2 separate regions of the Mus musculus genome follow, and region 2 is linked to region 1. A link is a loop called in an ENCODE intact Hi-C map of the cell type or tissue named here. Cell type or tissue: left cerebral cortex. All regions are shown on one strand.

The links. Hi-C counts contacts between places; a loop is a spot of excess contacts. Peaks named below come from ENCODE experiments on the same cell type or tissue, not always from the same donor. Only the 100,000 strongest peaks of a DNase experiment are listed, where the experiment ranks them.
Region 2: a loop joins it to region 1, with 6 times the contacts of the local background. A loop is called at or near these places in 5 of 42 quality-filtered maps.

What each region holds. Positions count from the first base shown.
Region 1 is chr2:168,349,309-168,357,308 of GRCm38, forward strand. The region is part of intron 1 of Gm33262 (a long non-coding RNA gene); the gene reads left to right. Among named protein-coding and RNA genes, the nearest start is that of Gm22704, 18 kb to the left of the region's middle. In left cerebral cortex, no CTCF peak of the experiment used is centred here; a DNase peak (open chromatin) is centred at 3,478.
Region 2 is chr2:168,438,254-168,446,253 of GRCm38, forward strand. Gm33413 (a long non-coding RNA gene) reads left to right here and starts at 1,266. Exons shown (of 4, transcript XR_867021.1): 1 at 1,266-1,353; 2 at 2,071-3,051; 3 at 3,288-3,333; 4 at 3,644-4,152. In left cerebral cortex, CTCF peaks have their summits at 3,451 (motif pointing right) and 7,381 (motif pointing left); DNase peaks (open chromatin) are centred at 1,057, 2,844 and 7,368; H3K27ac peaks cover 2,684 bases.

The DNA of each region.
Region 1 (8,000 bases):
CCAGCTACAGGGAGGCAGATCTGCATTACTTGGGGTGCTTCAAGGCTCACATAATTTGGAGGACTGGGGGTAGGAACATCCGAGCTAGGCAAAGGTAATTGGCTGAAGGTTTAGGATACAAAAATGTCTCGTTAGCATGGGGAAGCATTTCAGGAATCTCAGGTGCTGGCTGAAAGGGTTCTTATCAGGGGAAAGGAAGTTGGACCTGTAATCTAACTAAAGCTAGATGACATTTTGCAGGTAGAAGTGAAGGGGTTTTTGAACTCACAGACAAGGTCAGAGAAGGAGAAGGCTATCTGGTCAACCTTAATTAGAAGAGTTTTCCCCAAAGTCGGCTACATGTCTGAACTCACAATCAGAAAAGGAGGCAACCTGGAGTCCTAAGATTAGCCATCAGTGAAGGTGTTGTGCTCTGAGCCAATAGGATGGGAAGTTTGCTAAGAGGGCTCTGCTACACAGTCAGGACAACCACAACTCTCAAAAGTAACAGCCTATGGGGGAAAGGGCAGAGATTTCTCAAATCAAGGGCTTTAAAAACCACTGCCAAAAACCAAATCTCCACTCCAGCCATGTATGTGCCTTTTTTCTAGTGAAAACCAAACAACTATATTTTTAGCCACTTGAGTTGCTAATCGCTGAGCCAGGATCTAGTTCCTCACAACGCAGAGCTCCTCTGTCCAGATATCTGCTGGCCACAGTCACATGAACTTGGTCTGCTGGCCAAAGTGTGAAAGCCTTTGAAGATGCTTGACCCTCATATCTGCCTCTGAGGCCAATGGTCAGCTGAGCCTAGCTCACTGGCAGGGTGGGATAAGAGTGAGTAATTTGCTGGGCAGTGGTGGTGCACACCTTTAATCCCAGCACTTAGGAGGCAGAGGCAGGTGGATTTCTGAGTTTGAGGCCAGCGTGGTCTACAGAGTGAGTTCCAGGACAGCCAGGGCTACACAGAGAAACTCTGTCTCGAAAGAATAAAAAAAAAATGAGTAATTTATCCTCGCTAGCCCTTTGCAGTGAGGGTTGTGACTGTCCTATTTCACAGATGAAGAAACTGAGGCACAGTGATGAGGTACTGTGTCCAGGGCCCTGCAACCACCAGGCCATCAAACTAAGTTGGACTTGAAAGCCTTTGTCCAGGGGCTATGAGACAGCAGAGAGTCAGTAGTTAAAAACACTGACTGCTCTTCCGGAAGACCATGGTTCAATTCCTATCACCCACTTGGCAGCTCACAACTGTCTGTAACTCTAGCTCCTAGGGATCTGATACCCGCACACACATACATGCAGGGAAAACAGCAATCCACACAAAACTAAGCAATAAGCAAACAAATAAGTCAATCATATTTTAAAAGACAAGGAAACGAAATAAAACTCCAGCATTTATTTGTTTGTTTTATGTATATGACTGCTTTATCTGCCTGTATACTCGCACACCAGAAGCAGGTGTGAGATCCCATTTCAGATGTTTATAAGTCACCATATGGTTGCTGGGAATTGAACTCAGGACCTCTGGAGTCCTTATATATTATATATTAGCCATCTCTCCAGTCCAGTCCTGTTCTGGCTAATTTTATGTCAACTTGACACAAGCTACAGCCATCAGAGAAGAGGGAGCCTCAACTAAGAAATCCTTCCACGAGGTCAGCTGTAGACAAGCCTGAAGGACATTTTCTCAATTGCTGGTTGATGGGTGTAGGGGGAACTGAGTGGTGCCACCCCTGGGCTGTTGGTTCTGGGATCCATAAGAAAGCAGGCTGAGCAAGCCATGAGGAGCAAGCCAGTAAGCAGCACCCCGCCATGGCCTCTGCATCAGCTCCTGCCTCCAGGTTCCTGCCTTCAGGTTCCTGCCCTGACTTCCTTCACTGTGATGTGGAAGCATCAGCAGTGAACCCTTCCCTCCCCAGGCTCCTTTTGGTCATTGTGTTTTATCTCAGCAATAGTGACTCCAACTAAGACATCCCTAAGTGCCAGCCACTGGGCTCATCTGTTCCTCTGAAGCTCTCAGGCTGTGGGCTTTTATTTCCTTTGACTTCTAAGCCAGGATGCCTTTATTCCTTCGGTGTACTGAGACCCAGAGAGGGAGAGAACTGGGCCCATGGCCACATAAACACAGTGGGTAGTTAAGAGGGAGGACTCAAAGTGGGAGGGTCTAAGGTCCGTCAGTCATTCTTTCCTTCTGTGCCTCTTGTTTGAGCAGCTCTGGCCATCGTGGCTTAAAGTGATGGACAGACGAGGCATCTTTCTCTTTGATGAGGTCTTTCCCATTGGATGGGAGTGGGTGATGGCCTATAGTCCAATCCAGAAACCAAGAGGCAGAGTTGGGATCCAGGTCTGTCCCTGACCACATCAGGCCACTGCCCTCTCTGAGCCTCCAGCCTAGGCCACAGAACGTGGTGAAGAAGTGCCTGGGTAACTAGGTCATAAATTCTTATAGATGCTTCCTTTTCCCATACAAGAGCCAGAACTCCAGCGTGATGAAGTGCAGGACTAACCTGGAAGGATAAGGAGGGGAGAGGAGAGGAGAGGAGAGGAGAGGAGAGGAGAGGAGGAGGAGGAGGAGGAGGAGGAGGAGGAGGAGAGGGGAGGGAAGAGGGAGAGTGTTGGGTCTCAACCCCCACAAAGGCTAACTGAGGTGCCTTTTCAATACCTCAAAGTATAAACTCTCCAGCCCAGGGACTGAGTTGTATTTTCCTTCCCTCCACCTCTCTGATCACAATATAATCTAACTATTTTAGCTACATGTGGTCTCTTGGTTCCCTTTGGTTCCTACTCTCCTGGCCTCTTGGCTTCTGGCTCGCCTTGTGGCTACTCTGGTGGCCAGACACACTAGATCAGTGATTCTCAACCTGTGGGTCGCAACCCCTTTACGGGGTGTGTGTCAAATGACCCTTTCACAGGGGGCCCCTACGACCATCAGAAAACATAAATGTTGACATTACAATTCACAACAGTAGCAAAGTTACAGTTATGAAGTAGCAACAAAAATAACTTTATGGTTGGGGGTCACCACAGCATGAGGAAGTGTGTTAAACGGTCTCAGCTTTAGGAAGGGAAGAACTGCTGCCATGGGGTGAGAGGTTCCCTGACAGGGGGCTTCCTGAGCAACAACACCTGGTCTGAGCTGCTTGTGCAAGGCCTTCCTGCCAGGCTCACCACAGGGCTTCACTGGACAAATGTATCGATGTCCTCTCTGTCCCAAGATCCCCAGAGTGGCCCCTCCATTGTAGTACTTACATCTTTCCCTGGATTGTTCTGCCAGATCCTGAACAATCCAGAGTGCACCTCACTCTGTCCTCTGAACTCTCGAAGGGGTCTGCAGTCTACTGCGGCAGTAAACCCTGGGTGCTGTGGGAACCAGGTAGCTGTGAGGTACTTCTAACCCTAACAGCAACGTCAGACCCGGAACTCCGTTCCTGCAGGGAAATCAGAAACCTGTTGGGCCCAGTGTGGGCAGGCCCCACGTGTGGCTTTCTGCTGCCAACTGTGAATCACAGACATCTCTCATTTGATGCTGCCATCTGCTCTAGCAGGCAGCCTGTGTGAGCCAGTGTCTCTCCCCTTTATAAATGGGAGCCACCAAAGAGAGCTGAAGACATGGTGGACTGGCCCCCAGGCCTGGGCAGGGGCCAGCTGCTCTGTTTGGAAATGCTTTGGGGTCCAAACCTGGGGACTGTCCCTGGAGCCCTGGGGTTGTATGATACATCTGATTCTCTCCCATGGCAGCTTGCGAACAGAAACCATTTCTGTAAGAAAGATAATGCTTCGTTAAATAAGAATCTCAATTCTACTGCAGGAGACGCTCACTGTTGGTTGTTGTGTCTCCAGATCCACCTGGGCTCCCCGCAGCTTATCTGAGAAACAGCTTTCTGGGGTGAAAGTTCAGCATCAGTACCGGCTCCAGCCCTTACCGTGAAGTGAGCCGTAGACAGGACATTCTAACCGCTAGAAGCTTCAATTCCCTTCCGAGTGAACACAGATAATAAGACTGCTTGTATCTGTGGCTGTCATCGCTAGAAAATATAATAATCTTGAGATATTATGCTCTCAGTAAATGGCAGCGTATTATATTATACATATAGAATTGGGGAAAATACCAGAAGTATCTTTTTATTTACAACTTTAAACATTATAAACTCTTTACTCCTAATTATAAGATGTCATGTGCATTATGAAAAATGAGATAATTCTGACAGAAGGGTGACCTGGTGGCACAAGCCTGTCATCCCGTCTGCTCAGGAGACTGAGACAGGAGGATTGCAAGTTTAGAGCCTGTCTAGGCTTCAGAATGAGTTCAAGGCCAGCCTGGGGAAGTCAGTAAGACTGTCTCAACTTAAAAAGAGGACCAGCAATGTAGTTCAGTGCTGGAGTGCTTGCTGAGAAGGTCTGAGGCTCTGGGCTCCATCTCCATCACTTCAAAGAACAAGAAGAGGAGGGGGAATGATCGTGTTGGGAGCCTTGATTGAAAGCTAACGAGCAGATGGAGTCCCAAGTGAATATATATTGTTAGCAAGGGCCCAGCCATGTCCAGGACCCAATGCCCCAGGCCCATGAGGGTGCTGATGTCTCCCTGAACTGCCTCCACCCCCTGCCCCAGGCTCTGGCTGGCAATGTCTTCCTTTGGTCTTGCATATGTGAATGTGTAAGAATGGGTGCTTATGAACAATTGACCATTGTGTGCAAAGACTAGCTACTGTAGTTCCCTCCTCTGGTAATTTACAGGCTGAGTCTGCTCGCCCAGACACTGCCTACCAAGACCAGCACCCACCCCTTACTCTACATAAACACTCTGAGGTCCTGGGTGGCCACATGGCGCTGCTCTAGCAGAGCGTGTGTGCCTCACTGGGTCTGTTTTCTGTATGCATGTCTGTGTCTGTCCTTTCGTTATCCCCTCACCAGTCCAGTCAGGTTTCCAGGACCAAGGGGCTCAGGGGACCATCCCAAGTACTGTGAGAAGAGAAGAGAAGAGAAGAGAAGACAAGACAAGACAAGACAAGACAAGACAAGACAAGACAAGACAAGACAAAAGAAGGCAAGAGATGACAAGAGAAGACCAGAGGAGACAAGAGATGACAAGTGAGACAAGAGAAGAGGAGGGGGAGGAAGAGATGAGTTCTTTGATGTTTTATGATTATTCTGCTTTTTTTTTTAAAATGCACAGCAAAGCCCGACACGTGCTGTGGCTGCTGCTTCTCCTCCCCCAGAGCTGGGTCTTAAGTACTTCTCTAATTTGTTTGATCTTTGAAAATCCCTCTTCTCTCTGTGGATGCCCGCACTCATCCCCAGCCAGCCTCCAGGGCTCACCCAGCGCTCAGCGCTGCTAAGCAGGGCCTTCGTGAACTCCTCATCTTTTATTAAGGACCGTGTAGCACTTGCTAGACAGCCACGCTGGTCTCGAAGGACTCATGCTTCTGGTTGTGTCTGTGGATGGATGGCTGCTGCCAGGACAGCTTTGTGAAGCCAAAATGAATAGGTTTCAGCCGGGGACAGGGACCAGAGCTACCCAGTGATGCAAACTTGCCCCCTGTCCCAATGAAATCCGTTACCCGTGTGATGGAAAAGGACCCTGTTTTTATGACCTTTTATGTTCCCAGCTGCCTGCATGGCATTTCCACTTATTTCCTTTGCCGTTCCCATTTTATGAAACTGGGGTGGGGATGGGGTACTCAGCTGCCCATCAGTGGGCGCAGCTTATGTGGCTGAGCCCCACTACTGTCCACAGCATTTACATCCCCACTGGGCCCCAGAGAGTGCCCCAAGGTCTGGAAAGAGCCTCACAGCACAGCACAATGCTGCTGCTAGTCAGTTCAGGGTCTTGGTTGGGGGTTGTGTGGCATTTGAAAATCCCAAAGGTACCAGTCTTGGGTGAAGAGGGGATACAGCCCAAGGCTGGCCTCACTTGGGAATATGACTTCCCAGGAAAGCCACTGTGTGAGGAGACCTCCCTCGCTGCAAGCTAAGTCCCCAAGAGAGGCAGGCACGGGCGGAACGAAGGCTGCTGGGGACTGAAGCTTGGCTTTATGGGTGATTTGTGTTTGACATTTTAAGTTGGGGAACATTGCTCAGGTTTATAGAAGAACTCCATTCCAAAGGCAGACCATATAAAAAACGTCCTAATGAGTTTCTACCGGTGGAGGCTGGCACACAGGGCTCTTTAACTCATCGTATTCCTGCCCCAGAACCTTCTGGAATATGATTCTCAGAGCAAATTTGAGCCAGCAAACTGGTCCAGTAATGAGGCTCAGGGAAGGCCACATCTACAAACATCATACAAACATTTGGGGTGCACATATGTGCTTGTGGAGGTCAGAGATCAACCCTACATATTTTCCTCAGGCGCTATCAACTTTATTGTTTTGAGACAGGTTCCCTCACTGGCCTGGAGCTCGCCAAGTAGGGCTGGAATTGAACTACGCTCCTCTGTGCCTGGCTATTTAAAGTGGGTTCTGGAGGTTTGAACTCAGGTCATCTTGCTTTGGGGGCAGTCATTTTATCCATGGAGTCATCTAACCTGGCCCAGATTGAGTTTTAAATTCAAAATAATTATACCCGAATCTACCCAGCTCTTGGAGTTTGATCACAGCAGTAAACACCCACTCTTACGACTTGGGTACGAACAGTCCCTGAAAAAGGCTCACATATCGGGTGTTTGATCCCCAGTTGATGGTGCTGTTTTGGAAGGTTGTGGAAACTTCAGGAGGTGGGGCCTCATTAGGGGAAGTAGTCACAGGGGTCGGGTCCTTGGATGTACCTCTTCTCAGAGTCTGCCTGTTTCTCCTTCTGTTTGGGGGCCACCATGAGGTGAACTGCTCAACTCTGCCCTTGCCCTCTCTGCCATGACTGACCCATAAAATACCTCTGAAACCAGGAGGCGAAATAGAGAATTCTTCCTAAGTTGATTCCATGGATATTTGGTTACAGTGACACAGAAGTAGTTAACACAGGCGCCTCTGTTTTTATTTGGGGGTGATGATAGAGAAATGGAAGCGATTGTCAGTAGCTATGAAGTAACACCCGCTACTTCTGAGAGTGCGCTGTGCCTTCAGTCTCTCTGTGGCATTGTGGAGTTCCTGTTACTGTTGTACCCATTTTGCTGCTGAGTAAACTGAGGCTCCCAGAAGATGTGGAACTAAGCCAGCACATGACAGAACTCTGCCTATTCTCTAAGGGGAAGTGGGCTGTGGGGAGTAGAGACCAGAGAGGTTTGGGCAAAAAAAAAACAGGTAGTGTCTCTGAGTAGGGGACAGGGTGCCAGACAAAGACGTATGGTTTGTCCCTCCAGTCACTATGGTATTATCAAGTGTGTCACACCTTCCACACAGATCCAGAGCTGAGCAAGTTTCTCTCATGTTCAAAGGGCAGTAGGGTGAGCAGCCTGTGGGTGAGCTGAACTTAACCAGCTGCTGGGTAAGCTCTGGGAGATGAGAGAGCCACATGGTATCTCTTCCCAGGCTGAGCACCAGGCACACAGGCAGCTTTGTGCTTGCAGCTGAGATGACAGCCCAGTTGGTTGGCAAGGTAAGGTTAACAGAACCCAGAGAGCCATAAAAGGCCACTCCAGAGCAACAGGGCCACACACACTATTAACCAGATGGTCTATCTCCACCTGACTGGGTCCCACTCCCTGGGGAATAATGGTAACCATTTGCCTGAGACTCACCTCTGCTATCAGTGCTGGTGGGAACCCAGCCTGGAGAATCCTGTGCCCTTTGAACTACCATAGCAGTGACACAAGGAGGCTGGAGATAGATTTGAGTTGTCTAAGCTTAGAAGACGTTCAACCTCCTGGCTAATAAAAGCTCAGCACATTAAAGCAAGGTGCTTGGGGCCATAGAGGAGTTGGGGGGTTAAGAGCACTAGCTGCTGTCACAGAGGACCTGAGGTTGGTCCTCAAGCCAATGTGTTGGGTGAGGGAAGACCCACATGGCTTGTAACTCCAGTTCCAGGGAGTTTGACATCCTCTTCTGGCCTCTGTGGGTACTCATGTGTGTGCATCTCTCTCTCTC
Region 2 (8,000 bases), 89 kb after region 1:
AGACATCCAGGAAGTGATGAGCCTTGTCAATCTCCCGGGTGACTCTAAATCCTCTCATACAGACAGTGAAGATTAAGTGTGGCAGCAGCCATTTTCCTCTCTCATGGGCAGAGGGAGAGAGAGGGACCAGAGCAAACGCCCGAGCTTGGGAGTGACTAGAAATGCCATTCACTGGGCTAGGAAGTGTGAGGATGGCGTGAGGTGATGTAGGAAGGAGGAGGAAGAGAAGGAAGAGAGGAGGAGGGGGAGGAGGGAGAGAGAGAGGAAGAGAAGGAGGAGGGGGAGGAGGAGGAGAAAGAAGGAAGAGGAGGGGTGGGGGAGGAGAGGAGAGCTGGTGAGGTAAGAACCTCCCCCTACCCCTCCCCCCACCCCCACAACCTAAGCCAGCTGAGAGATCCCAGTCCCATTAGGTTGAGGCCTCTTTGGGGGGATGTCTCCATAAGTGTGCTACCCTACAGGGACAGACACCAGCAAGGGGAGAAGGGGGGTTCTGATCTCTCTAGCACTGAGCTATCTATCCATGGGGAAGCTCAGAGCTATGCCTGACTGCTCAATTCCCCCCAACCCCAACCCCCGTCCCTGGGCAGCTCCAGCCCCATCTCCTGAGCACCTGAAAACCACAGTTAGAGAGCAGGGGCCCAGCACATCAGCTCAGCTCCTGGGAGGCCCCAGACACCAGACCCCAAAGCAGCAAGAGAACTGTCTCTCTCACGTCAAAGGTCCCAGGAGAGCTGGGGCTGTCACTCTCCCCAAGGGCTGACATCTGTCACACGGATGAGACCTTTTTTGGTGTCTCACATCCCAGCTGTTATTGTGTTCTGCGGCATGGTTGGGGGTGGGGCTAGGCGCACCACCAAGGGGCTGTGTTTCCAAAACTGGTTCCTTCTGCGGGCTCATATGAGCTCATGCCAGCCGGAGGAGGGCTGGGCTGGCCTTGCTGGCCCCTGGGGACCATTTTCAGAGTTCTTGGCTCCCAAGAGGCAGGCCAAACTCAACCTGGGGCAGATGGCTGGTGGGCGACGCCTGCATGCTGAAGATGTTTGGCTTCTCAAAGAAGGCTGCTTCTCCTCCAGACAGGCAGGCAGCCCAAAACTCACGTTTCTCTCCTGGGTCCTCACAGCAGGCAACTTCCTCCAGAGGGCTCTTTGTGAGGGAGGAGCTGGTCTTCTGGGACAAAAGCTCTTGCAAGCTGCCTGGATCTGTAATTTTTGTGGTCTTTTATGGCGGGGGAAAGAATAGTAAAAGCCTGCCCAGGCTTTGTCCCAGGAAAAGCTGGGAATTTGGAGACAGAGACTTCTCTGACAGGCACTCCTCACCCCTGGGGTTCCACTGGCTGCTTCTACCTGGGTCTTGGTGGGTGAGACCTGTGCTTGCTCTGAATTGGGAACAATTGAGCGGCAAGTGACTGATTGTGTCATGTTGCCTCAGGCGAGGAATGAGGCTGCTCAGAGAACTAGCTGGGATGGCTGGGGATGTGACTGTTGGTAGTGCCTGGCATGCACAAAGTCTCCATTTAATCCCTATGGTTCTTAAACCAGGCATGGTGGCATGGTGGCATGGTGGCCTGTTATCCCAGCACTGGGGAGGTAGAAGTGGGGAGTAGTCAGAAGTTCTCTTTGGCTACCTATCAAGTTCTTGTGAGCCTGGGGTACAGGAGATTTTGTTTTAATAAATCAATCACCAGCCGGATATATATCAGCAGTGGTTTGGGAGAGAGGAGCCAGGAGAGATTGCAGTAGTGCGGTTAGTGAGCTTAGAGGCTTCCCTGAGGAAGCAACACTTGAAACAAAGAGAGTTGGTCGAGGTCAGAGCTGGGATGACAGGAGGAATGGTGGACTCCAGAAATGAGCAATGAGGTGGGGCTGCTGGAGTTTAGGATCCCAGGGGACTGTGGCTGGTTTTAGACACCAGCTGTATATGTGGTGGTCTCCGGCATGGGGGAGCCTCAGTTGTAACAATTACTGCATGAGTAACTAGCCACTGTCTTAGTTACTATTCTGTTGTTGGGACAGCGCACCATGACCAAGGCAATTTATAAAAGGAAACATTTAATTGGGCTTATGGTTTCAGAAGACTGGAGTCCATGCCGGTGAAGCAAAGACATGGCAGCAAGAACAGCTGAGAGCTCACATCTGGATCTGAAAGCAGGAGGGAACACGGAGAATGGTACCAGTCTTTGAAACCTGAAAGCCCTTCCACAATGACACACCTCCTCCAACAAGACCACACCTCCTCGTCCTTCCCAGACAGTTCCACCAACCGGAACCAAGTATTCAAACATATGAGCCCGTGGGAGCCATTCTCGTTCAAACACTACAGTCACCCATTCCTTTTCGGGGTGGGGTGGGGGTGTTAAGGGCAGAGATGAAGGTTCATGTCCTTGATCACTGGCTCCAGGGAGTTGTGCATGCCTGCATTTCTACAACTGCCCAGAGGAGAGGCTTGGCTCTATTCTACAGATAAGGAAACTTGAGACTCAGCTTGGTGACTGAGTCCATGTGTAAATAGCCTGCTAGGGTAGGCAGCTCCCCACAGCCTCCAGGCCTGGCCTCTCCCCAGCACAGGGTGACCAGGTACCGCTAGGCTGCTCCCAACAGAACCCCAGGAGTAAACCTTAGCACCCCTTCCCTTCCAGACACTGTTTTTCCCTCCCCGTTTCTGTGAGCACACAGGCTGGTATTTCCATCTTGCAGCAGATGGAGGTGGGGGTGGCCCTGGGCACTGGGATGGAACCGGCCCTGCTGCCAGGCTGGCGGCCCAGCAGATGCTCCTCAGCCCGGAGGCGGGGGAGGCACCGCCCACCTCCCCGCTCCCTCCTCTGAGGCAGTTTGGAGCGGGATGGTTTTCCTAGCACGTAAATGTCATTTCCTTCGCGCCTTCCTTTTTTATCCTTGAGATGGAATCGGCTGCTATCTCCAAATGCACATGCTGGCTTCATCCCACAAACGCCACCACAGGCAGCTCCTCCATGAGGTTCCACGGCAGAGGACCCGTGAGACCTCACAGCATCTGCGCGGAGCACTGAAGGCTGAGCCCACATTGCCACCGCAGGTGTCTCCTGGGTCCTGCATGGGTGGGTGCTTTGGTGGCTCTGCGTGGGAAATCCCATTCTGGGCACAAACTCAAGCTTCCCCAGCTGAGCTCGGTTTAGGAGACGAGTCAGAAAGGGACTCTTGGCATGGTGGATGGGTCTTGAGGTTTCTGCCTAGCCCCTCTTGAAGATAAGACCTCAGGGCCCTGGAGGTACTTACTGATGGTGGTTGCCCCGCCTAAACCGAGTCTCTTAGGTGGAGAGTGATCCTGGCCAATCAGCGTATTCTATTCTATAATCAGGTGGGTGATTCCAATGTAAGAAAAGCCAAGATACCGCTCAGTGGGTAGGGCGCTTGCCTGGCTGTCATGAAATCCTGGGCGCTATCTTCAGCATGTGCGTGCAGCGCTTGTGGAGACCAGAAGAGGGCGCCAATGTCAGTGAAGGGATGAGGGGGTCGCAGAAGAACATGGGGTGGGGAGCTAGAGATGAGCGCTCTTGAAAGGAGAACTGAGTCACCTAGGCAATAATGACATCCTGAAGGTGGAGAGCTAGACCACAAAGTTCAAAATCTGCCTGGGGACCTGGCGAACTGACTTCATCTTTCCCCAGACTAGCGGCTGCTGCTTCGCCCTCCTGTAATGATCTGCATGGAGGGGTCTGGAAGCCCGACTGGGGTGGTAAGTAAATGAAGGAGAGCTGGGGTCAGGGGGGCTGTGCGCACTCTGACGGAACCACACCAACCACAGCAACCTGCAAACTGGAACCTCAGAGTGTACAGCGGTGGAGTCACCTAAACTTGCAGGAGAGGTCTCTGTAGATGGGTCGTCTGGGGATACAACGTCCCAGAGGAGGAAGCTGCAATGTCTAGGTTTTTTTTCTTTTTTTCTTTTTTCTTTCCCCCTATACTGGTTGTGGTGGTTTGAATATGCTTGGCCCATAGGGAGTGGCACTGTTAGGAGGTGTGGCCTTGTTGGAGGAAGTGTGTCGCCGTGGAGGTGGGCTTCGAGGTCTCTTCCTATGCTCAGATTCCACCCATTGTGGAAGAGAACTTCCTCCTAGCTGCCCGAGGACCGCAATCTCTCCTGGTTGCCTTTGAATCAAGATGCAGAACTCTCAGCTCCTTCTCCAGCACCATGTCTGCCTGGATGCTGCCATGCTTCCTGCTATGATGATAATAGACTAAACCTCTGAATCTGTAAGCCAGCTCCAATGAAACGTTTGCCTTCATAAGAGTTGCTGTGGTCATGGTGTCTATTCACAATAGCTGAACTCTAAGACTCTTTAATATTCATAAACACTGATTCTAGGACCAAGGGAGAGCTTGGCTTTTCCCAAGCCTGACCCAGGGGTGCCAGTGTCCCACTGGACACAAGGCCTTGGTTGGTGGCATGGCCTTGCCTGTGTCAACAATGCATAGTCACTCAGGGCTACATTGGCTCCCATACCTTCCCTCCTCCCCTTCCTCTGTCCTCCTCCCCTACCTCTGTCCTCCTCCCCTTTCTTTCCCCCTCCCTTCTTCCCCTTTCTCCTCCCCTTCCTCCTCTCCTCCCTCCTCCTCCCGTTTTTTTCTCCCCTCTTTTTTTTTAAAAAATATTTATTTATTTATTTATTTATTTATTATATGTAAGCACACTGTAGCTGTCTTCAGACACACCAGAAGAGGGCATCAGATTTTTGTTATGGATGGTTGTGAGCCACCATGTGGTTACTGGGATTTGAACTTAGGACCTTTGGAAGAACAGTCGGCACTCTTAACCACTGAGCCATCTCACCAGCCCCCTCCTCCCCTCTTTCTTCCCCTTCCTTTTCCCTACCCCTTTTCCTTCCCTTTCTCATCCTCTCTCTGTTCCCTTTCCTCCTTCCCTTTCTTCTCTCTCGCTCCTCCCCTTCCTCCTCTTCTCCCTCCTGAAGTTGGGTTACAGTTGTGACAACCTTTCTCGGGGCAACAGGAAGCTGGGACAGCTGCCTCACCAGCTCTCTGTCCCCCACCCCCACCCAGCCTGGTCCCTGTGCTCTGGGGCCCCACTGCAGGCACACGGCGTGGTCAATGCTGTGGGAACATGTGTGTCACTGCGAGTGGGCTTTGAGGTTTCAAAGATCATTCCAGGTCTATTTCCTTCCCCACCCTGTGTATACATATACATATACTTCATATACATAGACACATACATATACGTGTACACACATGAACATGTGCCATGGAACACATGTGATGGTCAGAGGACAACTTGCAGGAGTCAGTTTTCTTCATCACGTGGATCCTGGAGACTGAACTTGGGTCCAGTGGGAAGCATCTTTACCACCGAGTCATCTCACCAGGCACCACCCCAACCCCTTTTCTCTTTAAAGGGCTCAGCCTCAGGTGTTTTATTATAGCAATGAAAAAATGCTTCCCATCTGGAGCTAAGCTGTAACACCAGGAGAGCCAATCAGGCTGGAGAGGAATGGAGGGGTTTGGAGGATGCTAGCGTGTGGTCACGGAGAATGGATTCTCTCCACGTTTATGCTTAAGACTTAACACATGGCTTAAACCATGTCATAATTTACAAAAATGTTCTAAACCTTTCTTAATGTTATTCTTGCACATTTCAAACAAGGCAAAATCCCTTGAGGCTATTGTTAACTATAAAATCCAGATCTGCATTTTCACGAGGCCCCTTCTTTTTATTGATTTGTTTGTTTGTTTGTTCCTGCGACGGTGCTCCCTAGTAGCCGAGGCTGGCCTGGGACTCAGGCTCCTCCTGCCTTATCCTCCTGAATGCTGTGAGTATGGGCATGTCCCCCACGTCCACCATCCTGGTGGGAGTCATTTTTCTCACAGTACCAGCTACAGAGTACCCAGAGTACCCACGGAGCACTCACTGCCGTGTTCACTTAGGAGTCTGAACTTGAGGAAGGCAGTAAATCTTTGTTAACGTCCCTCTTCTTCTCTTCAGAGGCAGCTCATTGGGGAAACAAGGTTTCACTCCGGAGCTAAAGAGGAGCCGCAGGCAGCCAGAGCCTTCATGTGTGCTGCTGTGATCTTCAGAGGGACTCTGCCTGATTCAATTAAAAGCTCCCCGGGGTGAGGTTAATGCCAGGCATCAAATCCAAGTAGATGGATGGAGACCTCTGAGAATATGGGCTGTGTAGGGGAGGGAGGGCGGAAACAGGGAGAAGGAATGCCACCAGCAGCCACCAGCCGCCACCAGCAACACAGCACCACTGACTGCTTATTGGTTCTGGTGAATTCTTTATCACACACACACACACACACACACACACACACACACGCTTGTGAGCTCCATGGCATGCTTGTGGGGGTCAGAGGACAATTTGTGGGAGCTGATGTTTCTCCTTTCAGTTTGTGGGTCCTGGGGATTGAACTCAGAGTATCCAGCTTGGCTGCAAGCGCCCTTACTCACTGAGCCATCTTGCCAGCCCCTGGTGATTTTTTTTTTTTTTTTTTTTTTTTTTTTTTTTTGGTTTTTCGAGACAGGGTTTCTCTGTGTAGCCTTGGCTGTCCTGAAACTCACTCTGTAGAGTGAGTAGGGGGCTCCTGAAGGAAGGACAACACACTTAAACATCCCACTAAAATTCCTGTGATCCTGTCTAACTGCATTGCGACTTCCAGAAACAGGTCTGACTGAGAATAAGAAAGGTCGTTTGCTCTGTCAGAGGCGAGGAGAGAAGCTGAGGGCCAGTGGGTTAGGGTCTCTGGGGAGGGCTCTGCAGTGAGCTGAGAGGAAATCAGGAACCACTGCTTGGATATCAGCTCAAGAACTTCCTAGACAGAGGAACCAGTGTCCAGTCACTCTGTGGCTGCTTTGCCTCTGGTCCTTGACATATTGGGTCTCAGTGTCACCCAGTTGCCCTGTGATTCAAGAGGGTGGTGACATGTGGGGGTGGGGGTGCTGTGGAGGTTGGTAGGGGAAGGAATGGGGGTGGTATCTATTGCCTTAGCCAAGCGGACAGCGAGTCTTTTCCAGAAGCCCCAGACAGTTACATAGGGTCACAGGGCATCTCAGGCAGGGGGCAGAGCATTCAGCAAGGGTCCGGTCCCTGTCAATCATAACTCATCGCACAAGCTGGGCTCCTTGCCCTGATGTGACCCAGCAGGACACTAAGAACAGGAGAAAGCAGTGATGAGCTCTCTGGGCCTGCAGAGAAAGCATCACACATAAGGAGGCAAGGTCCTAGCACATTAGCCTCTTGCCCAAAGCACAACAAGAACACCCACAGCAGTGGTGGCTGTCCCTAGAGGGCAGGTCCCAGGCCAGGCTCCCCTGAGAAGGGTCCCTGTGTAGCTGTGTGGAGAGAAGTCGGCACCTCCAGGCTTTGTCGGAAAGGTACGTTCGCCCTCTGGTGGCCACTCAGAGGAAGCGCTCATCCTTCCAAGTACTGTGGTTAAGTGGCAGACCTACAGCCCTTCTGGGATCACCAAGGTTTAGGAGACTTAGAAATGCACTAGCCCTAACCAGGACAGGCACCTACTGTGTGCCGAGTTCTCCCACCTCTGCCAGTTTGGTACCTCTTTTCTCTTCACTTTAAAGGGCAGAACTGTTTGCCCAGCACTATCAGGACAGGAAACGGAGTCTCCGTCAACCTCTTGTAGAGACTGTGTGTCCAGGCTTGGATCTGCAGGACCACCTAACCAGGGGAGGTTGCTTCCACTGTGAGCTCTACTTCTTTTTAAGTGTGTTTATATGAATCTCTTCAGCTAAAATGTCGTCAGGTTATCAGGCATCCATGGATGGAGTTTGGGGACCGTAAAAACTGAATGTAAAACCCACTGACTCTCCACACTTTCCTTGGCTATACCCATCAGATGGGCAGGGGTGTGGGGCCCCCCCGGAAGGCAGGAGCCTCCCACTGCACCTGGGCTATGGAAGGGGCGGGGTGGAATTGGTTAAAGGATGTTTGTCCCCAAAGCTTGTCCTAACTGACTTGTAATGAGCTTGCATTTTGCATAAATCAGCTTTTGTTT